Regions from separate parts of the Homo sapiens genome. Here all the other regions are linked to region 3. The links are chromatin loops, found by intact Hi-C in ENCODE. Cell type or tissue: endothelial cell of umbilical vein. All regions are shown on one strand. Each heading gives the region's core, and the rest is flanking DNA. Links, peaks and the distances in the headings are about the cores only. Region 1 overlaps HELLS (helicase, lymphoid specific). Region 2 holds the start of TBC1D12 (TBC1 domain family member 12). Region 3 holds the start of HELLS (helicase, lymphoid specific).

Evidence for each region. Peaks named below come from ENCODE experiments on the same cell type or tissue, not always from the same donor. Only the 100,000 strongest peaks of a DNase experiment are listed, where the experiment ranks them.
Region 1: it touches region 3 in a loop (6-fold over the local background); 3 of 110 quality-filtered maps call a loop at or near these places.
Region 2: a loop joins it to region 3, with 8 times the contacts of the local background. A loop is called at or near these places in 8 of 110 quality-filtered maps.

The regions. Positions count from the first base shown.
Region 1 is chr10:94,599,661-94,606,844 of GRCh38, forward strand. HELLS (helicase, lymphoid specific) reads left to right here. Exons shown (of 22, transcript NM_018063.5): 22 at 1,868-2,439. The coding sequence ends at 1,962. Among named protein-coding and RNA genes, the nearest start is that of HELLS, 57 kb to the left of the region's middle. In endothelial cell of umbilical vein, for the core only: no CTCF peak of the experiment used is centred there; a DNase peak (open chromatin) is centred at 3,671; H3K27ac peaks cover 1,689 bases.
Region 2 is chr10:94,398,322-94,405,505 of GRCh38, forward strand. It overlaps TBC1D12 (TBC1 domain family member 12), which reads left to right and starts at 4,220. Exons shown (of 13, transcript NM_015188.2): 1 at 4,220-5,263. The coding sequence starts at 4,293. RefSeq lists enhancers at 3,968-4,127, 5,428-5,727 and silencers at 4,458-4,947, 5,018-5,347. In endothelial cell of umbilical vein, for the core only: no CTCF peak of the experiment used is centred there; DNase peaks (open chromatin) are centred at 4,100, 4,900 and 5,470; H3K4me3 peaks cover 2,431 bases; H3K27ac peaks cover 1,891 bases.
Region 3 is chr10:94,543,056-94,549,850 of GRCh38, forward strand. It overlaps HELLS (helicase, lymphoid specific), which reads left to right and starts at 2,733. Exons shown (of 22, transcript NM_018063.5): 1 at 2,733-2,897; 2 at 3,322-3,443. The coding sequence starts at 2,867. RefSeq lists enhancers at 1,789-2,413, 1,827-1,876, 2,414-3,038, 3,039-3,662 and a silencer at 2,587-2,666. In endothelial cell of umbilical vein, for the core only: no CTCF peak of the experiment used is centred there; DNase peaks (open chromatin) are centred at 2,446, 2,676, 3,156, 3,746 and 1 weaker place; H3K4me3 peaks cover 2,130 bases; H3K27ac peaks cover 1,884 bases.

The sequences.
Region 1 (7,184 bases), core at 951-5,950, 58 kb after region 3:
GGTTTGATTATCTTCATAGGAAGTCCAAGGGAATCCAGAATCTTTTAAAATAGAATTTAAGAAGATTGCTTATTAATAATATGTGTAACAGCAATAATTGTTTAATAATGAAGGTTTTTACAACAGCTACAAAATTAACATGCCTACAATTAAAGTTTAACAATTTTTAACATGTTTATATAAGGACAGAATTATGAAACATTGAAGGACGTTAATAGAAAGACTGAGTAAACATGCAGATTTAGCTGTATTTGTGGATATGAATGGTTACTACAAAGTGTAAGTCAGTGGTCCCCAAAACTAACTTATATTCTTGAATTTTTCTTCTAATTAAAATCCCAGAATGATGGCTGGGTGTGGTGGCTCATGCCTATAATCCTATCACTTTGGGAGGCTGAGGCAGGTGGATTGCCTGAGCTCAGGAGTTAGAGACCAGCCTGGGCAACACGGTGAAACCCTGTCTCTACTAAAATAGAAAAAATTAGCGGGGCATGGAGGCATGTGCCTATAATCCCAGCTACTCAGAAGGCTGAGGCAGGAGAATTGCTAGAACCTGGCAGGTGGAGGTTGCAGTGAATGGAGATTGTGCCACTGCACTCCAGCCTGGGTGACAGAGCGAGACTCTGTCTCTTAAAAAAAAAAAAAAAAATCCCAGAATGACTTTTTGTAAAACAGACTGTTGTTAAAATTTATATGAGAGAGTAATAAAGGGCCAGAACCAAGACAGTTTTGAAGCACAAGATATTCTATACCAGGTATAAAGTCTTATTAAAAATTTAAAAGTCATAATAATCAAGATGGTAGAATTAGCACATGGTGTGATATATTGGCTAGAAGTACAATATGGTGAATCTAGAAAGACAACTTTCACGAAAAGCTAATAAATGTGAAATGGAACTTCAAACAACTGATAGGAAATTCCTATTAATCAATAGATGATCTGGGGAAATAGTAATTAATAGGGGAAAAATTAACTTAGATTCTCCTCTCCTCACACTGCACTTACAAACTTCAGATAAATTAACAATCCACGTGTTCAAAACCTAAATATTAAAGGTAGAATTTTAACCTAAAAAGACAAGAAAATATATTTATGATTTTAGAATTAGAATTCTTTATAATACAGAAATCACAAATTATATGATAGGTTTCATAGATTTTAATTACATTAATAGGAAAGACTACTATAAGACAGATGACACCATAAAGAGATAAGAGACAAACCACAAATAATATTTGCAACATATAACAGGAAGTGTTTAGGATATGCAAGTAAATAAAAGTTGATAATGAAAACGGATAATATAAGAGCAGGCTATTACCAAGAGAGAAAGAAATGTCTGATGAACAGACAAGGATGATTAGAAATCAGTAATACAAATGAAAATCAGATTTCATTTCACAGCTGTCATGTTGATAAAAATTTAGGAGACTACATATTGTCATTGATTCAAAATGTTTCTCAAGGTAAGCTTTTTGTGGTGTGTTTTCAGCTATTAAACGAATCGTGATTGGGCCTCTTTTTAAAACGTTTCTGACAACATGATTCAAATTGATATTATTTATTGCTCTTTGACTTGTTTATCTTACCTTAAATTCAGCAAAAGCGATTTTGACTAGCAAACTGATGCTTTAGATTGTATGCTCCCAAGAGTCTGATTCTAGTTGTTGTATTAAGAATAGTGTACCTTTTTGCTTTCACTGCTATTAAATCTTGGTGATTAAGGAAGAGAGTGCCCTGTATTACTGTGAGTTTTATAATTTTGGACAGATGACTCACTTCTCATAACATCATATTGGATGTTTCTTTTACGATTTCTTCTTCTTATACTTCTAAAATGTACCTGTTTTAATGTTTTTCCCTTAGATCAAATGAATGCTTCAGGACCAATTAAAGAGAAGATGGGGATATTCAAGATATTAGAAAATTCTGAAGATTCCAGTCCTGAATGTTTGTTTTAAAGTGGAGCTCAAGAATAGCTTTTAAAAGTTCTTATTTACATCTAGTGATTTCCCTGTATTGGGTTTGAAATACTGATTGTCCACTTCACCTTTTTTATTATATCAGTTGACATGTAACTAGTACCATGCGTACTTAAATAGATGGTAATTTTCTGAGCCTTACCAAGAACAAAGAAGTATCCATATTAAGTTTAGATTTTCAGTTAATTTTTGAGACTGAGTAGTATTCTTGGATACAGGCTGATGTGTACTTAACCACTTCCAGATTTATACAGTCTTCCTGTGGAAGTTTAGTAAATGTCTTTTTCCCTCCTTTCTTCTAGTAATGCAGTTCATGGGCTTTAGGTACTTCAGTTATGAAGTAGGCTTTTCATGGGGAGAGATTGGGATTATGCTCTCTGTTGTTTAAGAAACTGTTTGATTTTAGAGTCTATTTCTATGAGATAGTTTACCAAATAAATGTTCCTTATAAGATGATCTCATTAAATTATTTCTTCAGGAATAGCTTAGGTGCAATAATAGCAAAAGACTTGGCTGTCGGTAGGATTTGGTTATTTTGTTTTCTTGGTTTCATTCACTAGTACTATAGGAGTGTGTCATATAGAGATTTCAAGTGGACATTGTGTTAGCACAAGAGAAGTTTCTGAATGAAACTTTAGGGTCTTGAGAAACGACTAGAAATTGGAAATGGTAGTGTATCATGCAAAACAAGACAGACCCTGAAAATTTATAGTAGTGGGTTAACTAGAACCAAATATAAGAGAATAGGCCTTAGGAATATGTAAGTAATGCACAATCTGTAATAGAACAGCATAAAGGCCAAAAGAGGCACAATTTAGACCCTGTGTGAAAGGATATCAGACAATGAGGAAGAGAAATCCTGAATGTACCCTGGAGAGGGGACATACTCCATAAGCCATACATTTCTGTGTTAGTGTTTATTTCATGGAAAAATATTGCTGTTGCCATGTATATTCAAATGCAGATCAGATGATCTGTTAAGGATAATGGAACCGTCACTTAAGAAAAACTTAATTTTTTTTCCCTGTGTCCTATTGGCACAGGTCTTTTCTTTTAAATTTTTATTTTAATCGTTTTGAGGTACAGGTGGGTTTTGGTTACATGGATAAGTTCTTTGGTGGTGAAGAAAAACTTCAGATAGAACATTTGGTTAAATAAAAGACTATAGAGCAGGTTTATTTGTTTTTTAAGTCAAAATGTTAACCCATTACATAAGCATGCTGACCTAGGCTTGCTTGAAACTCGTGATCTTGTCCTTAGTGACCCAGTCTTTCCTGTTACATTGTCCTAAATGACTGGTTTCATAGTTTTACTCTGTCATTGCACGTCTCATATCTCCTCCCTCTCACTTTGCTCCCTATTGCCCTGAGAAAATAGACGCAGTCAGAAAAGAATCTTTAAAAGTTGTCACCGTTGCATCTGTAAACCTAGCATCTGTGCCCATCTGTCCCCATCTGCCCTTTATTATATACTGCGGATATATTGTTTGTCGTAGCTTGAGCCAATTGCAATGTCTCATTTCTTTTATAACAAAGCTCCTTGAAAAAGAGTTCTATTATAGCAAAACTCCTTGCCTGTATTCATTGTTTTTAGTTTGTTCTGTTTTTTCTGAACCCATTCCAATCAGATATTCATTTCCATTGGAGCTGGTATTTTTAAGGTCTCGTGACGTCAGTGACCTCATTTTACTTGATCTATTAGCAGCATTTCATACAGTTGTTGACTCTTCTCCATTAAAACATTTACTTTATTTGGCTTCTAGGAAACATATTTTCCTGCTTTTTCTTCCTATTTCTCTGACTCTTTTCTCAGTTTCCTTTGCTGTTTCCTTTTCTATCCTCTAAACATTGAAATATCCTAAGCCTAGTTTGGGATTCCCTTGATGGTCTTCATTTCTTTAATGGGAACTGTGCTGGTGACTCAAATTTATATCTCCAGCCAGAACCTTTCTCCTGAATTCCAGATTCACATATCCGACTGTTTACTAGGTGCTTGATAACTATATCTGTACTTTTCATCTTGTTTAATCCAAATTTACTTCTTTTGCATTTTCCTTAGTTCAATAAATGACAACTTTATTCTTCCAGTTATTTAAACCAAAAATCTTAGAGTCATTCTTCTCTTCCTTCCCTCATATTTCATGTCTGATTCTAAAGGAAATCTTGTTGCCTGTACTTTTTCTTTCTTTCCTTTTTTTCCCCTTTTTTTGAGTCTCGCACTGTCGCCCAGGCTGGAGTGCAGTAGTGCAATCTCAGCTGACTGCAATCTCTGTGTCCCGGGTTCAAGCGATTCTCCTACCTCAGCCTCCTGAGCAGCTGGGGTTACAGGTGCATGCCACCATGCCTGGCTAATTTTTATATTTTTAGTAGAGACTGGGTTTCACCATGTTGGTAAGGCTGGTCTCCAACTCCTGACCTTGTGATCTGCCCGCCTTGGCCTCCCAAAGTGCTGGGATTGCAGGCGTGAGCCACCACATCTGGCTTTTTTTTTTTTTTTTTTTATAAACAGTTTCACTTCGTCACCTGGGCTGAAGTACAGTGGTGTGATCTTGGCTCACTGCAACATCTGCCCCCCGGGTTTAAGTGATTCTCATTCCTTGGCCTCCCGAGTAGCTGGGACTAGAAGTGTGCGCCACCACACCTGGCTAATTTTCTTATTTTTAGTAGAAACGTGGTTTCACCATGTTGGCCAGGCTGGTCTCGAACTCCTCACCTCAACTGATCATCTGCCTCGGACTAAGTGCTGGGATTACAGGCCTGAGCCAATGCGCCCAGCCTACTTTCTATAAAAGTCGTCATGTCTCTGCCCCCACCCCCCGCCACCCCCCACATAGTCTGTTTCATTTGATTTTCCCCTTAGTTTAGTGTTTTATTTTGATGTTTCTTCAGATGCCTTGGGATCATTTACTGTTCCTCATATTTAAGAGCAAATGCTTAAAAATTCTTAGAAATACCTTCTTGAAAAGCCTGCATTCCTACCACCTCTCACCACTTCAACATGAAATAATGATCCCTTACATCTTTTTAGTGTAGTTATATAACTTTTGATTGGCTCAATAATTACTTTTATTATGGCTGTGTAAGTATTATTAAAGCTTTAGATAAGCCATGGAATATGCTGTGATTTTATTTTCATTCTTGTGCAGCTTTTTTTTTCTCCCTGAAGTTAATACTTAACTGTTTTTTACCTACCAGTAATTTATATCTAATCACTCTGGAAATATAAGCCCCTCAGTATATTAAAACAGATCTCATGATTCAGTAATAAACCTCCCCCTCCAAATATATCCCATCACCTCTACTCCCTGGAACATTCTTCTAGTTTGGACTGTAGAACTGATTCCATCTGGAACCTTCCTTTACCATACTCCTGGGTATTCCTGTTGGCTGTTTCATGTTTTGGAATTACTGTTTACTGTGTCTTGTGTCTCCCCCCCCCCCCCTTTTTTTTTCCTTTAAGACAGAGTTTCACTCTTGTTGCCCAGGCTGGAGTGCAATGGCTTGATCTCGGCTCACTGCAACCTCTGTCTCCCAGGTTTAAACTATTCTCCTGCCTCAGCCTCCTGAGTAGCTAGAATTACAAGCGCCCACCACCATGCCCAGCTAATTTTTGTATTTTTAGTAGGGACAGGGTTTCACCATGTTGGCCACGCTGGTCTCGAACTCCTGACCTCAGGTGATCCACCCTCCTCGGCCTCCCAAAGTGTTGGTACTACAGGTGTGAGCCACTGCGCCTGGCTGGATCTAACTTTTTTTCCTCCTTGGTTTACTCGCTCACTTTGATGGATTATGTTGTCTTGTGTTTTCCCAAGAAAAGAATTCAAGGGAAATGAATTTTTTGAGAACTCGCATATCTGGCTGTATTTTTGTTGGATTCTTATATTTGATGGATAGTTCTGGTTTGGGATTTTAGAGTAGGAATTATTATCTTCTCAGAATTTCGAAAGTTGTTGTGTTGTCTCAGAACTTCCAGTGTTGTGGGAGAGAAAATTAATGGTTCCTTTTTTTTTTTTTTTTTTTTGAGACAGGGTCTCATTCTGTCACCTAGGCATGAATACAGCTCACTGCAGCCTTGACCTCCCGGGCTCAAGTGATCCTCCTGCCTCAGCCACCAATTTAGTTTGGACCACAGCCATGCACCAAATGCCCTGCTAAATTTTTAATTTTTTGTGGAGACAGGGTCTCACCATGTTGCCCAGGCTGGTCCTGAACTCCTGGGCTCCAGCAATTCCCCCCGGCTTGGCCTCCCAAAGGGCTGGGATTACAGGTGTGAGCTCCTGCACCTGGCCCGAATGCTGCTTTGATTTCCAGTCTGTTGAAGGTGGGGGGAACCAGCCTTTTGTTAATGTGAGCTTCCAGTGTTTCTTTGTCTTTTGTATTCTAAATTAATAACACAGTGATGTGTCTTGGTATGGGTCTTTTTTTTTTTTCTTTTTTTTTTTCATTTTTAAAGAGACTCCTGCTATGTTGCACAGACTTGTGAATTCCTGGTTTCAAGTTATCTTTCCCCCTATGTCACTCAAGTAATGTGGACTACACTCATGTGACACCATGCCCATCTTTATGTTGTGTATCTTATTTTTGTTTTGTTTTACTCTTGAATCAGCTCAGTCTGAAAATCTGTCTTTTAATTCATGGGGATTTTTTAGAATGATTTCTTGGAGGGTTTTGTCTTTTGAATGTGTGGTCCCTTCTCTGCCTAGAATTTTTTTGTTTGAATGAGACATGGTCTTGCTGTTGTCCAGGTTGGAGAGCAGTGGTGCAACTATAGCTCACTACATTCTTGAATTTCTGGGCTCAAGCCATCTTCCCATCTCAGCTTTCAGAATATCTTGGCTACAGGCATGTGACACTATGCCCAGATAATTTAAAAAAAAAAAAAAAATTTCTTGAGACAGGGTCTTGCTATGTTGCCCAGGCTCGTCTTGAATTCCTGTTCTCAGAGGGTCCTCCTATGTTTGCTTCCCAAAGCATTGGTATTATATGTATGAGCCACCACCACTAGCACTTCTGCCTAGAACTCGTAACAAAATTTCTTTCCCCCATCTGCATAGTCTTGTTTCATTAAATGATTCTTCCCTTTTTAAAGTTTAGTCTGTCTTTTATTTTGATGCTTCTTCAAATGCCTTGGGATCATTTACTGTTCCTCAAATTTAAGAGCTAGAAGAAATCTCTCTAAGCTCCATGCATGAGGGTTCTCAA
Region 2 (7,184 bases), core at 1,095-6,094, 140 kb before region 3:
GTAGCTGGGATTACAGGAACGTGCCACCTTGTCCAGCTAGTATCAAAATATGTGTACATAAAAATAAAAATTGTCCAGACATCTTCTATATTGCTTTTTTACACTTGAGGTGAAATTTGCCTAATATAAAATTAACGATTTTAAAGTGTACAATTCAATGGCATTTAGTACATTCACAGAGTTGAACAACTATCACCTCTATCTAGTTTCAAAATACGTGCCTGTTCACCTCATTTTCATTCAATTCATTTTATACTCCCAAAAACCTTTATATCCATTAGATAGTCACTCTCTATTTGTCTTTTCCCTCAGTCATTGATAATCACCAATCTGCTTTCTGTCTCTATGGATTTATCTATTCTGGATATTTCATAGGAATGGAATTATATGTTATCTATTTTTTTTTAAGAGATGGGGTCTTGCCATGTTGCCCAGATTGGAATGCAGCAGCTATTCACAGGCATAATCATAGTTCACTATGATCTTGAACTTCTCGGATCAAGAGATCCTCCCACCTCAGCCTCCCGAGTAGCTGGGACTATCCAGGTACACACCACCACAGTGCTTTTCACATTCATCCACCTTGTAGCATGAATCAGTATTTCTTTTCTTTTTCACGTCTGAGTAATATTTGGTTGCATGGATATACCATATTTTGTTTATCAGTTCCCCTGATGATGGACATTTGGGTTGTTTCCACCTTTTGGTTATTATTGGTAATGCTGCTGTGAACATTCATGTAAAACATTTTTTTTTTTTTTGAGACGCAGTCTTGCTCTGTCGCCCAGGCTGGCGTGCAGTGGTGTGATCTCAGCTCACTGCAAGCTCCACCTCCCAGGTTCAAGCGATTCTCCCTGCCTCAGCCTCCCAAGTAGCTGGGATTAAAGGCACGGGCACCACTGAGCCAGGCTATTTTTTTTTTTTCCTCGAGACGGAGTCTTGCTCTGTCACCCAGGCTGGAGTGCAGTAGTGCGATCTCGGCTCACTGCAAGCTCTGCCTCCCCAGTTCACGCCATTCTCCTGCCTCAGCCTCCTGAGTAGCTGGGACTACAGGTGCCCGCCACGACACCCGGCTAATTTTTTGTATTTTTAGTAGAGATGGGGTTTCACCGTGTTAGCCAGGATGGTCTCGATCTCCTGACCTCGTGATCCACCCTCCTCGGCCTCCCAAAGTGCTGGGATTACAGGCGTGAGACACTACGCCCGGCCTTTGTATTTTTTTAGTAGAGATCGGGTTTCACCATGTTGGCCACGATGGTGTTGAACTCCTGATCTCAGGTGATCCACCTGCCTCGGCCTTCCAAAGTGCTGGGATTACAGGCATGAGCCACTGTGCCCAACCCACGTAAAACATTTTTGTTTGAACACCTGTTTTCAATTCTTTTGGGTATACACCTAGGAGTAAAATTGCTGGCTTATAAGTAATTCCATGTTTAACTTATTGAGGAACTACCAAACTGTTTTTCATGGAAGCTGCACCATTTTACATTTCTACCAGAAATGTATGAAGGTTCTAGTTTTTCCACATTCTTTTCAACATTTGTTTTCTATTTTTTTGATTATAGACATCCTGGTGAGTGTGAAGTGCTATCTCATTGTAGTTTTGATTTGCATTTCCTTAATGACTAATGATGTTGAGCATCACTTCATATGCTTATTAATATTCCATTAACATATGTTTCTTAGGAGAAATGTATATTCAAGTCCCTTGCCCATTTTTTTAGTTGGGTTGTTTTTCAGTTGTTGATTTATACAAGTTCTTTATTTATTCTGGATACTGCACTCTTACCAGATATACAATTTGCAAATATTTTCTCTCTTTTTATATTTTTTCCACTCGTGTCCTGAAAGTCATTTTTTCCTTCTGAAATACCTTGATAATAAATGCATTGCTGACTATGCCTTTGCCACTTAGTCCTTTCCTAGGGCCTTCAATAACGCTTATTTTCGAAGACACTTGATGTTTTTATTTTGTTGAGACAGAGTCTCCCTCTGTCGCCCAGGCTGGAGTGCAGTGGTGCGATCCTGGCTCACTGCAAACTTCGCCTCCTGGGTTCAAGCGATTCTCCTGCCTCAGCCTCCTGAGTAGCTGGGATTACAGGCGCCCACCACCACGCCCGGCTAATTTTATTTTATTTTATGCTTTTATTTTTAGTAGAGATGGGATTTCACTATATTGGCCAGGCTGGTCTTGAACTCCTGACCTCAAGTGATCTGCCTGCCTCTGGCTCCCAAAGTGCTGGGATTACAGATGTGAGCCACCACGCCTGGCCTCTTGATGTTTTTTTAAATTGAGTGTTAGGTACATGCATGCCCATTTTATTGACATTTTATTATATAAAGGTTATATTCCCTCTTATATCTGTATGTATAGGTATTTTTATATGAAATAAATTTTAAATGCTTGACAATAATGTCTCCTCTACGACTTCTATTTTCTGTTCTTGCATTCACTAACATACTTTTAGAATGAATGAGTGGTCTATATTCTATATACTTTTATAGAATGAGTGGTCTATATTTTCTGCTTCGTTTTATCCACAACTGATGCCTCTTCAATTTCTTGCAATACAACTTTTTTGTCCTGAAATAATGAAACATTTGGGTCTGTGCCCGACCCTTATCATTATTCTTTCTTCCTAGGTAATGTTACTCATGATTCATCCACCTACTTGCATTATACAGATGACGCCTAATCTGTGTCTCTGAACCTAAACCCTAACCCAAGTTTTATTATTTATTTATTTGAAACAGTTTCCCTCTTGTTGCCCAGGCTGGAGTGCAGTGGTACGATCTGGGCTCATTGCAACTTCAGCCTCTCGGGTTCAAGCGATTCTCCTGCCTCAGCCTCCCAAGTAGCTGGGATTACAGGTGCCCACCACCATGCCCAGCTAATTTTTCGTATTTTTAGTAGGGACTGGGTTTCACCATGTTGGCCAGGCTGGTCTCGAACTCCTGACCTCAGGTGATCCACCTGCCTCGGCCTCCCAACGTGTTGGGATTATAGGCGTGAGCCACTGCGCCCAGCCAACTCAAGTTTTAGAACTCTATATGCTGGATATTTTCAGTCGTTTACTTTACCAGATGTATTTCCCCTATTAATCGTTTTTTTCCTATCCACTTTTCTATTTCTTCAAACCATATCAGTTTCAGTCTCATATCTTTGTAGTAATCATTGGTTACTCTCTCTTCTGTCACTTCTGATCAGTTATCAAGTCTTTCGTCTTTTACTTTAAATATACTTCATTTCCACTCAATGGTCAATCATCCCATTTTAATCCACTATCGCAGAGTGCTGGAATTATTTCAATAGCTCCTCTCTGCCTGACCACTTCCTCTCCCTCCTTAGGTGATAATCTTTTTTTCTTGTTTGAGACGGAGTCTCGCTCTGTCGCCCAGGCTGGAGTGCAGTGGCGCGATCTCGGTTCACTGCAAGCTCCGCCTCCCGGGTTCACGCCATTCTCCTGCCTCAGCCTCCCGAGTAGCTGGGACTACAAGCGCCCGCCACCATGCCCAGCTAATTTTTTTGTATTTTTAGTAGAGACAGGGTTTCACCGTGTTAGCCAGGATGGTCTCCATCTCCTGACCTTGTGATCCACCCGCCTCGGCCTCCCAAAGTGCTGGGATTACAGGCGTGAGCCACCGCGCCCGGCCGGTGATAATCTTTTAAACAGAGGACTGTGATGAAACATGGTGCTAGGTGAGCAAGATAACTTAGGATATCTTTCTTTTGTGTTAGATGAAGTGAAGAAGGGAGGGTGTTGACCCTCCTGGATGAAGTGATGAAGCCCTGAACTGTGGCAATGATGCCGGAGAAGGATGTAAAAATCGTAAAGTCGACTGGTGACCAATTAGAGCTGGAAGGACTTACCCACGCTAACACCTCCCAAATATGGGAGTATTTTACTACCATAAATGAAATACATCAAGTGAATTTTTGCTAAGCGAGCAATACCCGCGCTTCGGTAAGAACTGTCACGCTTAGAGCGGGCCAACCAGCTTCCACCATCCAGATGGCGGATCCTAGATTGGCAGCCTGCGTCTCTCTAGCTACCGTCTCTATGGTTCGGGGAATCTCCAGGTCGGGGCTTGACCGGTCCGACTTTTGCGCGTGCGCGAGTCCTGGCGCGTGCCCGCCCTCAAGCAACTGTCCGACCCAGCGGGTGGGAGGGGTGGGTCTGGGAACGTTGCGGCGGCTGTCGCCGCGGCCCCAGCACCCAGAGCTGTTCTCTGGCCAAGCCTGCGCCTGTAGTCCTTCTTTGCCTCCTGGGGCGGCCGCCACCCACCCCCAGATGGTGGGTCCGGAGGATGCCGGAGCCTGCTCGGGAAGAAACCCCAAGTTGCTCCCGGTGCCTGCGCCGGACCCCGTGGGCCAGGACAGGAAGGTAATCCGGGCCACGGGCGGCTTTGGCGGAGGCGTCGGCGCTGTGGAGCCGCCGGAGGAGGCTGACGAGGAGGAGGAGGCTGACGAGGAGGAGGAGACGCCGCCTCGGCAGCTCCTTCAGCGTTACCTCGCGGCGGCCGGGGAGCAGCTGGAGCCGGGGCTCTGCTACTGTCCGCTCCCCGCTGGCCAGGCCGGCGCCCCGCCGCCCTCGGCAGCCCCACGATCGGACGCCTGCCTGCTGGGCTCGGGCTCCAAACACCGCGGCGCGGAGGTGGCTGATGGCCGCGCGCCGCGGCACGAAGGCATGACCAACGGCGACTCGGGTTTTCTGCCGGGCCGGGACTGTCGCGATCTGGAAGAGGCTCGCGGGCTGGCGCGCGCCGGCGGCCGGGAGTCGCGCCGCCGCCGCCCCTACGGCCGCCTTCGCCTGGAGGGGCCTGGCGACGAGGACGCGGACGGCGCGGGAAGCCCGTCCGATTGGGCCTCTCCGCTTGAGGACCCGCTGCGGAGCTGCTGCCTGGTGGCCGCGGACGCCCAGGAGCCCGAGGGCGCGGGCAGCGACTCGGGGGACAGCCCCGCCAGCAGCTGCAGCAGTAGCGAGGACTCAGAGCAGCGGGGAGTCGGCGCCGGGGGTCCCGAGGAGGGCGCGCCCCCTGCCACCTCGGCCGAGAGGACTAATGGGGGTGCGGAGCCGCGCCTGGGCTTTTCTGACATTCACTTCAACTCTCGCAACACGTTCCAGGTGAGCCGCGGTCAGAGCGCCCGCGATCACCTGCCCCCGGCGGGGCCGCCGGTGCCCTTGCCCGCCGCGGAGCAGGGTCCTGCGGGGGCTTCGGCCCGGGCTCGACGGAGTGGCGGCTTCGCGGACTTCTTCACCAGGTACAGCGCAGGCTGCATGGGACTCGGGGCGGGTCCGGGGCCGGGGCCGGAGCCGGGGTCTTGGTGGGAGTCGGAGCCGGAGCCGGAGCCGGAGCGGAGAGCTTGGTCGGCCGCTTCCGTGCCAGCCCCACACGCGTCAGGACTTAGCTTTGATTTGTCACTGGAGGAAGAGGAACTGGGTCGGCTTTGTGTTTCTATAGGAGAAGTTGTGAGCTCTGTGGACAGCGAGTCTTTCTGTTGCCTTGTCCGCGGGAGGCTGTACCTGCCATTCATACCTGGCTTCTGAGCAGTCAGGTTGGGCCAGCTGTCTAGTGCCACATATGCAGTTGCCTTTTCTGGAAAAGCAGATAACCATCTCCGTCTCCAATTTTTAAAAATTTTACTACAAACATTTAGGTTGTTGGGGGGGTGGTGAGGGGAGGCGGTATGTGTGTACGGGTGTGGTTGTGAAAGAGAGAAGGAAGTCATTTTGTAGAGCTGTTTATTTGCTGTGCTTGCATAGCGTCTAAATCCATTCAAGTGGTTTGGGAATTCTTGAAATTAGAAGTGGTTGTGCTTCATAGTGTTTAATCGTTTGTTTCAGTGGTCTTTATTAAAATGCAGTTTGGTGTTTAGAATTTTATCCCAACTTTTTAAGCCAAAGTAGGGCTTTTACTAAGGAAAGCCTTTTTTCTAATCTCCCAGATAAGCCTCTCCTTTTTTTCCCCAATAACTTTAGTTTTTTTAAAAAATGGTATTGTATTTGTGATTTGACAGGATATTCTTGAAATTAAATTATGGGCCGGGCGCGGTGGCTCACGCCTGTAATTCCAGCACTTTGGGAGGCTGAGGCGGGCGGACTATTTGAGGTCAGGGGTTCGAGACCAGCCTGGCCAATGTGGTGAAACCCGGTTTCTACTAAAAATACAAAAATTAGCCAGGCGTGGTGGCAGGTGCTTGTAATCCCAGCTACTCGGGATGCTGAGGCAGGAGAATCACTTGAACCTGGGAGGTAGAGGTTGCAGTGAACCTAGATCGTGCCATTGCACTCCAGCCTGGGGGACAAGAGCGAAACTCCGTCTTTCAAAAAAAAAAAAAAAGAAAAGAAAGAAATTAAATTATGGTGCTGGACTTCGCAGATTTCAGGATGGAGGTTTGTTGATTTAATAGGGATAAATAAGAGTAGTCAGAAAATACTTAATACACCTTACTGTAAGAGCAGTCCTGTAATCCCAGCACTTTGGGAGGCCGAGGTGGGTGGATCACCTGAGGTCAGAGTTCGAGACCAGCCTGGCCAACATGGTGAAACCCCGTCTCTACTAAAATATACAAAAATTAGCCGGGCATGTTGGCAGGCGACTTAATCCCAGCTACTTGGGAGGCAGAGGCAAGAGAATCGTTTGAACCCAGAAGGCGGAGGTTGCTGTGAGCTGAGATCGAGCCATTGCACTGAAACCTGGGGAATAAGAGCTAGACTTCTCTCAAAAAAAAAAAAAAAAAGGCAGTTTTCCTTGAGTTAGATTTTGACACGCCTTTTTCTTCTTCTTCTTCTTCTTTTTTCTTAAGTCCCCAGGCAAATAGGAAAATATTCCCAACTTGTAAAACTTTCCTTTACAGAGTTCTCCCTACTTTGTTTTTCTACCTTTTCGGGGATCTTGACTATAACCAGAAGTGAAAGAAGCAAATTCTTAGCTCAAGTTTTAGCAGGTTATACAATTAGCGTACATATTGTAGACATAAAGGCACAATTTTCTGATTATAATTGATATTTCTTATTCCTCTTTCTAGTTTATCCTTATTTTTTTGCTTGTATAAATTTACAAATATAAAGTTTCTTAAATCAAAAGTGGAAAATCCTAATTTTTTGTTACTCAGGACAATATATGTAGTAATGACATCTGTATTTGTAATATAGTTGCAAAAATATATTTAAAGCTTGTAC
Region 3 (6,795 bases), core at 54-5,053:
CTCCCAAAGTACTGGGATTACAGGCGTGAGCCACCGTGCCCGGCCAGGTCTAGGGCAAATTTTAAGGGATCAGAGAGCAAGGGAAAAGATTTAGGAATGTTGGCTTGGCAGGGTCTGATTGGAGGGCTTCAAATTGAACCATTTAACGTAAGGTACTGTTATAGAACTGAACTGTGGTCCACTTGCCTGGCTCAGGAAGACAAGACTTCCACACTGAGCTTTTGCAGCTGTAGGAATTGGGGCAGCTCATGCTTAAGACCCAAACTCCCTGATGGCTTGCAGGTAAGGATTTTTAAAGGCAGGGGTAAATTTCAGGAAAGCAGAAATTACAGGCAAAGTCATTGATTAATACATGGAGTCTATGTATTGTTTCGACCGCCATCTCAAAGGGTAGGTAGGTCAAAAGGTGGATTAAAAGGTAGGTCATAGATGGATTAAAAGGTTTTCTGATTTGCAGTTGGTTCAGGAGGTGAAGCTTTGTCTAAAAATTTGGGGAGCTGGGTGTGGTAGAGTGTGCCCGTAATCCCAAAATTTCTTTCCCTTTGACTTGGGAGGCTGAGTGGGAGGATGGCTTGAGCCCAGGAGTTTGAGACCAGCCTAGGCAATATAATGAGACTCCATCTCAATTTTTAAAAATTAAAAAATAAAAATTTGGGATCAGCAGAAAAGAATGCTAGCTCTGCTTGTGTGTGTGACCTCCTCCAGGCCCCTAGGAATAAATTTAGAACAAATGAGGCAGCAGAGTGCCAGCACATGTGTTTGGTGGCGCTTGGGGTTTCTAAAAAACAACTCAGAGACATGTGTTAAGATATTATCTCTAGTTTTTATAAAGGAACCAAACATCTCCTGAATCTAACTTCCTGGGCTGTTGTTTTAGGCTACCATTACCTTCTTCCTTATCAAGTTGCTTATTTACTTGTCAGGGCTAGCTAGGTTCCTGGAATTTCCCTTGAAGCAACTCAAGATTTCCCTTTATTCCCATGGTTTTTTTTTTTTTTTTTTTTTTTTTTTTTTTTGAGACAAAGTGTAGCTTTATCACCCAGGCTGGAGTGCAGTGTTACAATCTCGGCTCACTGCAGCCTTGACCACCTGGGATCAAGTGATTCTCCCACCTCAGCCTCCCAAGTACTAGGACCACAGGCATGTGCCACCACAGCCGGCTAATTTTGGAAATGTTTGTAGGGGCCAGGCACAATGTGTCACGCCTGCACTCTCAGCACTTCCGGAGGCCGAGTTGGGAGGATCCCTTGAACCTAGGAGTTCGAGACCAGTCTAGATAACATGGCGAAAAACCGTCTCTACCAAAAAACAAAAACACACAAAAACCCCAAACCAACAAAAATTAGCCTGGAATGGGCTAATGTCCGACACTAAAATGTCCGGGCGTGGTGGCACGCACCTGTAGTCTCAGCTACTTGCTAGGCTGAGGTGGGAGGATCAACTGAGCCCAGGAGGTGGAGATTGCAGTGAGCAGAGATCGTGCCATTGCACTCCTGCCTGGACGACAGAGTGAGACCCTATCTTAATAAAATAAAATATAGAGACTAGGTTTCGTTTCTATTTTTTATGAGACGGAGTCTCTCCCTGTTGCCCAGGCTGGAGTGCAATGGCGCGATCTCTGCTCACTGCAACCTCTGCCGCCCAGGTTCAGGCGATTCTCCTGCCTCAGCCTCCCGAGTAGCTGGGACTACAGGCGCCTGCCACCGTGCCCGGCTGTTTTGTATTTTTAGTAGAGACAGGGTTTCACCATCTTGGCCAGGCTGGTCTTGAACTCCTGACCTCGTGATCCACCCGCCTTGGGCTCCGAAAGTGCTGGGATTACAGGCGTGAGTCACCGCACCCGGCTTGTAAACTCTTAAATTTTGTATAGACACAATCATACAAGTTGTGGGAGTCAAAATGAAGGAAACGGGTGGTTACATGGTAGGTATATTTAATGCCATACATCTTAAGAAATTGGAGGTGGGAAAGGGAGCCCTGGAGAGGGAGACAAAGGAAATAGTTGAAAAGGAATGCAAACAAGAAAAGGAGGAATTGAAAGCTGAAGTGAAAACCAGGGACAAGAAAAGCTCCGCTCCTTCCTTCACTGCCCACTCGAATGAATGAATCCTGTTTGGTTTCCTGAATCTTCCTTCTGCTGGCCACTCCGCTTGGTCCATCACTTCTTTCAGCTTGCCCTTATCCTAAACAGCTTTCTTTAACCCAGTCATAATCTTAATTTCCTGTTCCTTCTCTCTCCCGTCCCACCCACAAAAAAGCCCTCCTCTTTGTCATTTTGGGGGATTTTTCACTTAAGATGTGAGCCGCGCGCTGCGGGTGCGGCGAGGCTGGCCCTATAAAAATGTTTCTGTTTCTGACATCCTCGTGCAGATACGCAGACGTCTCTACCTACAGGATCATGGGCTAGCGGGTGCTCAATCACAGCAGCCAGCGTTGGAAGGCGCCTTGCAAAGTATTAACAGCACTATCAAACTTTAATTGCGTAGTTCGGAACCAGATATGTGAGGAAACTGGGTTCTCCACGATCGGCCACCTCGCCCAATCTCACAGGATAGTTACAGGCTGAGTTCGGCAGCGGGACCCAGTTTCCTCCTGAGAGAGGTCCAGGTAAAGGTTTACGGTTGCCACAGGTCAGTCCTGACGAAAACCGCAAGCTGCGCCAAATCTCGCGCAGCGGGGCGGGAGGGCGGGTGGGGAATGTAAGGTATCGCGAGATGACAGGATTTTCCCGCGAAGGAGAAGCGCGCTTTTTTCCCTGGCGGGGGATTTGGCTAGAAGGCTGGGCCGGCAGCGGTTGTGAGGAGTTAGCTCGCGGCATTGCAGGCTCTGAGAGGAGGGGACCCGGTTCCCGGGTGAGTGTCCAGGCATGCCAGCGGAACGGCCCGCGGGCAGCGGCGGTGAGTGAGGAAAACCTTTTGGGCGCGGGTGGCAGCCTGCGGGGCTGAGGTGGGCAAGCATGGAGGCTGCGGCGGAGTTTCGGGGAGGGAGCCGACCCCGGGCAGGGACTGAGGAGGAAAGGAGGGTTGGGAAACTGCAACGGTGAGTGGAGGACACCCCGGAATCGCACGTATTAGCATGCCGGTGAAGATTTCACATAGGCAACTGCATTTTCCCGAGCATCCCGAGTTGTAAACTGTGGTCCAGGCGACTTGTAGACATTGTGAAGACTTACGGTGTCTTCTGAGAGGTGATGCTGGCGTCCCCTCGGTCTTCAGCTTTTGCTCCAGTGCATCTCGGGTGGGAGAAAGGCTGTTTCTTGTTGGAGTTGAGTAGTTGGTAATTTTTTTAAAACTGCAATTTGAAAGCTTTCTCCCCCGTCAGGCTCGGAGGCTCCAGCAATGGTTGAACAACTGGACACTGCTGTGATTACCCCGGCCATGCTAGAAGAGGAAGAACAGCTTGAAGCTGCTGGACTAGAGAGAGAGCGGAAGATGCTGGAAAAGGTAATTTAGGCATCAGGTTCGTCGTCGTGAAAGCCTGTGGTAACCTCGGCTTTAACCCGGAGGTGTGGTTTGTGTTCTTTGCTTTCCTATTTAGTGGGCTTTTTAATAACTGAAAGAAAACAGCTTTATTACTTGTCTTTTTTGTATGTTTACAGATATTGCCTTTGAGAATCCTTTCGCAAGTGCTTTGAATGGTGTGTTTCTATGAGATGTAGTCTTGGTAGTCCCATCACTTTTAAATGAGCATTTCAGATTGCTTGTTTAGCCATGAAAAGTCTTTCAAAGTCCATAGTGAGTTTTTTCGTTTGTCATCCTTATTTCCTTTAAAAATTACCTTAAATGTATGTCTCATGGCAAACAGGAATCGCTAAAACCTGCAGAAGTAATGTACTAGACTGAGGGCAGGAGAAGTTAGCATCAATCAAAGGCTGGGCTGGAATCCAAGTCTAATGATTTCCTTATACTGTAGTGCTGTTTTCCACCTAAGTGATCAACTTGCTGTTTGTTTTTCTTTTGGTTTCATGGCCTGTGTATTGCTACATAAGATTCTTTAGCTAAAAATGTGCCGTACTTTTTCAATGACAAGTTGCTGTAGTTTTCTTGTAGAGAGCATTTTGTAAGTTACTAAAAACAGTTTTTAACCTGAAAAATTCTTGTTTATTCTAAAGCCCCACCCTGCTGCTTGATTCATATGCAAGAAAAAGAATGATCGTTGACTCTTAAGTACTGCCTAGTACGTGGTTTTCTTGTGCTTTATTAATTTATTAAACTCTACCGATATTATGATATAGGTTATTTTTTGTTATTTTCATTTACAAATGAAGAAACTGAGGGAGAAGGGCACATAGTAAGTGTTGAAGTCAAATTTCAACTCAGGCTGCCTGCAGAATTTCTGTCCTTAATAATAGTGAATTAACTCATGATTATAAAACTACTTAAGTTGGAAAATAATGCATTCCAAAAACGAGTAATGAGGCCGTTGGTTCCCTGTTATGTCAACAATAATTTTTTTGTCAGCATTGTTAATACTTCTTGAACATTTATTAGGAGTCATGCATTGTTTTGAATGCTTTATATGTATTTACTCATTGAATCCTCAACTATTCTGTAAAGTAGATGTTCATTATTACTATTACTGCTATTAAACTTACTAGTTTAATTACTAGTATAAACAATTGCTATTATTGAACTACACAACCAAATAGGTTTTATTAGTCATCTTATTTTACAGATGAGGAAACTGAGGCACATAGAGGTTGTTTGGGTGCCACAGTTGGTAAATGGCAGAGCTAACATTCCAGTGTAGGCCATGTGGTTCTAGAATGCACATTTTTTAACTACCATGCTATAGTTCCACTCCAGTAATACTCCTTCCGTTATTACTGATGATCTCTGGTTGACTATAACCAGTTAAGGTAATATATTAACAAATTTTCTTTAAGTAACATCAATACTTTTTGCTTCAGGGTAGATGTGAATTAACAGAATTGAGAGGTCTGACCTGAACCACCTTTTCTCATTCTTTGAATTTTCATAGTACTTTATTACACAGAATTTACCATGACCAAATAAGTAATGATAAATACTTCATACTACTTTTTGATTCTTTCTCACTTTGTTTCTTGAGGGTGCATCACTTGCTGTTTTGTTTTTGTAGGCTTTGCACCTGGCACATAGTAGGCAATCAGTAAGTGCTTATTGAATAGCTAACGATGATAAAATGGTATTTTATAATATACAAGATTATATACATATACTAAATATACTTATTAGCTATATAACCAGATGAATTATAAAGTATAAATTCTGGGGCAAGTGCCCAGAATGGAATCAACTGAAGAAGTCTAAGAGGGATGTGATAATTTTGTCTTGAGTAATGTATCTTCAGTTTTATCTTGTTTCTTCATATACCCATTATGAGTGTTGGGTAGGGAAATAGCATTTAAAGAAAGATATGCCTGAGATATGACAACAGTACATTTTCAGAAGGTATTATTCATTCAAGGAAGAAACACTTCACATTTAAAAAAGATAAGTCAAATATGTAGTATTTTATATATTTGCTGAGGTCAAATGACCTGCTACTTTTAATGACATTTTTAAGCTTATGAACAAACATTTTGCAGTTAGTCCTAAATTTAATAATTATGCATCATAGAACCTAAAGAGTAATTTTTAATCCTTCCATTAAAAAAGTATATGGCTGTTTTCATGGCCTGGCATGGTGGCTCACGCTTGTAATCCCAGCACTTTGGGAGGCCGAGGCGGGTGGATCACCTGAGGTCAGGAGTTCGAGACCAGTTTGGCCAACATGGTGAAACCCCGTCTCTACTAAAAATATAAAAATTAGCCAGATGTGGTGGCGCATACCTGCAGTCCCAACTACTCAGGAGGCTGAGGCAGGAGAATTGCTTGAACCCAGGAGGCAGAGGTTGCAGTGAGCCGAGATGGCATCACTGCACTCCAGCCTGGGTGACAGAGCAAGATTCCGTCTCAAAAAAAAAAGTATGTAGCCGTTTTCAATCTTAATATAAGTGTGTAATTTGCTAAAACATTAGTGTTGTGGTTTCGTATTACATTGTCTTGTTATGTACAGATAAGGAAAGTTTTTGATTATTTTTTGCACTGGACCCTCATAAAAAGTGATTGCCTAGATGACACTAGAAAATTCTAAGAAAAGTTTTCAGAGTCTCTACCTACTTGAGATTAATAAACATGTCTTTGGAGGCCAAACAATTAACTATGCACAGGTAGAGATTCCTTTTCTTTTGGGAGAATACAGTCTGTATGGGCATGTATTTAGAAGTACTTAACAGAGGAAGAGCTAGCTTAAGTTCCTTAATGAGAAGCATTTGGCTTTAGGAAATCCTAAGGTTTGTGAGGAACCTAGAAAATGACTTTGACATTCATTGGCTACAGTTATTTTCTTTGACTTTTCACATGTATTTCCCTTTAAAAGAAGTCATTGTTAGTCTAGGAGATTTGAGTACTGATAGTGCCTGTGAAGTGGAGGAGGGGGAATAGTTGGAGTCAGGAGATTTCTTGGAGAGGTAAAAGGATCATGATATGTGTAGGCTAAAATAGAACTCCTCCCACCCCCCAATAAAAAATCTGGGATTGGTGTTGGGAGAGATAATGGGGTAGATAATGAGGAATTTCTGCCCTCGGTGTCCATTGGCATACTCTGTACTGTAGTTACCCAGAGTTGTTTCCTGCCAGGCACTCAGTGCTTTTAATAGATGGAGTTGCAATTTACCGTAATATAATCATGAAATTGATAAATAAAGAAAAAACAGTGATAGGAAGATTTGAAATACAGAAGACCAGGTTTAAGGATTAACCACTTACATGG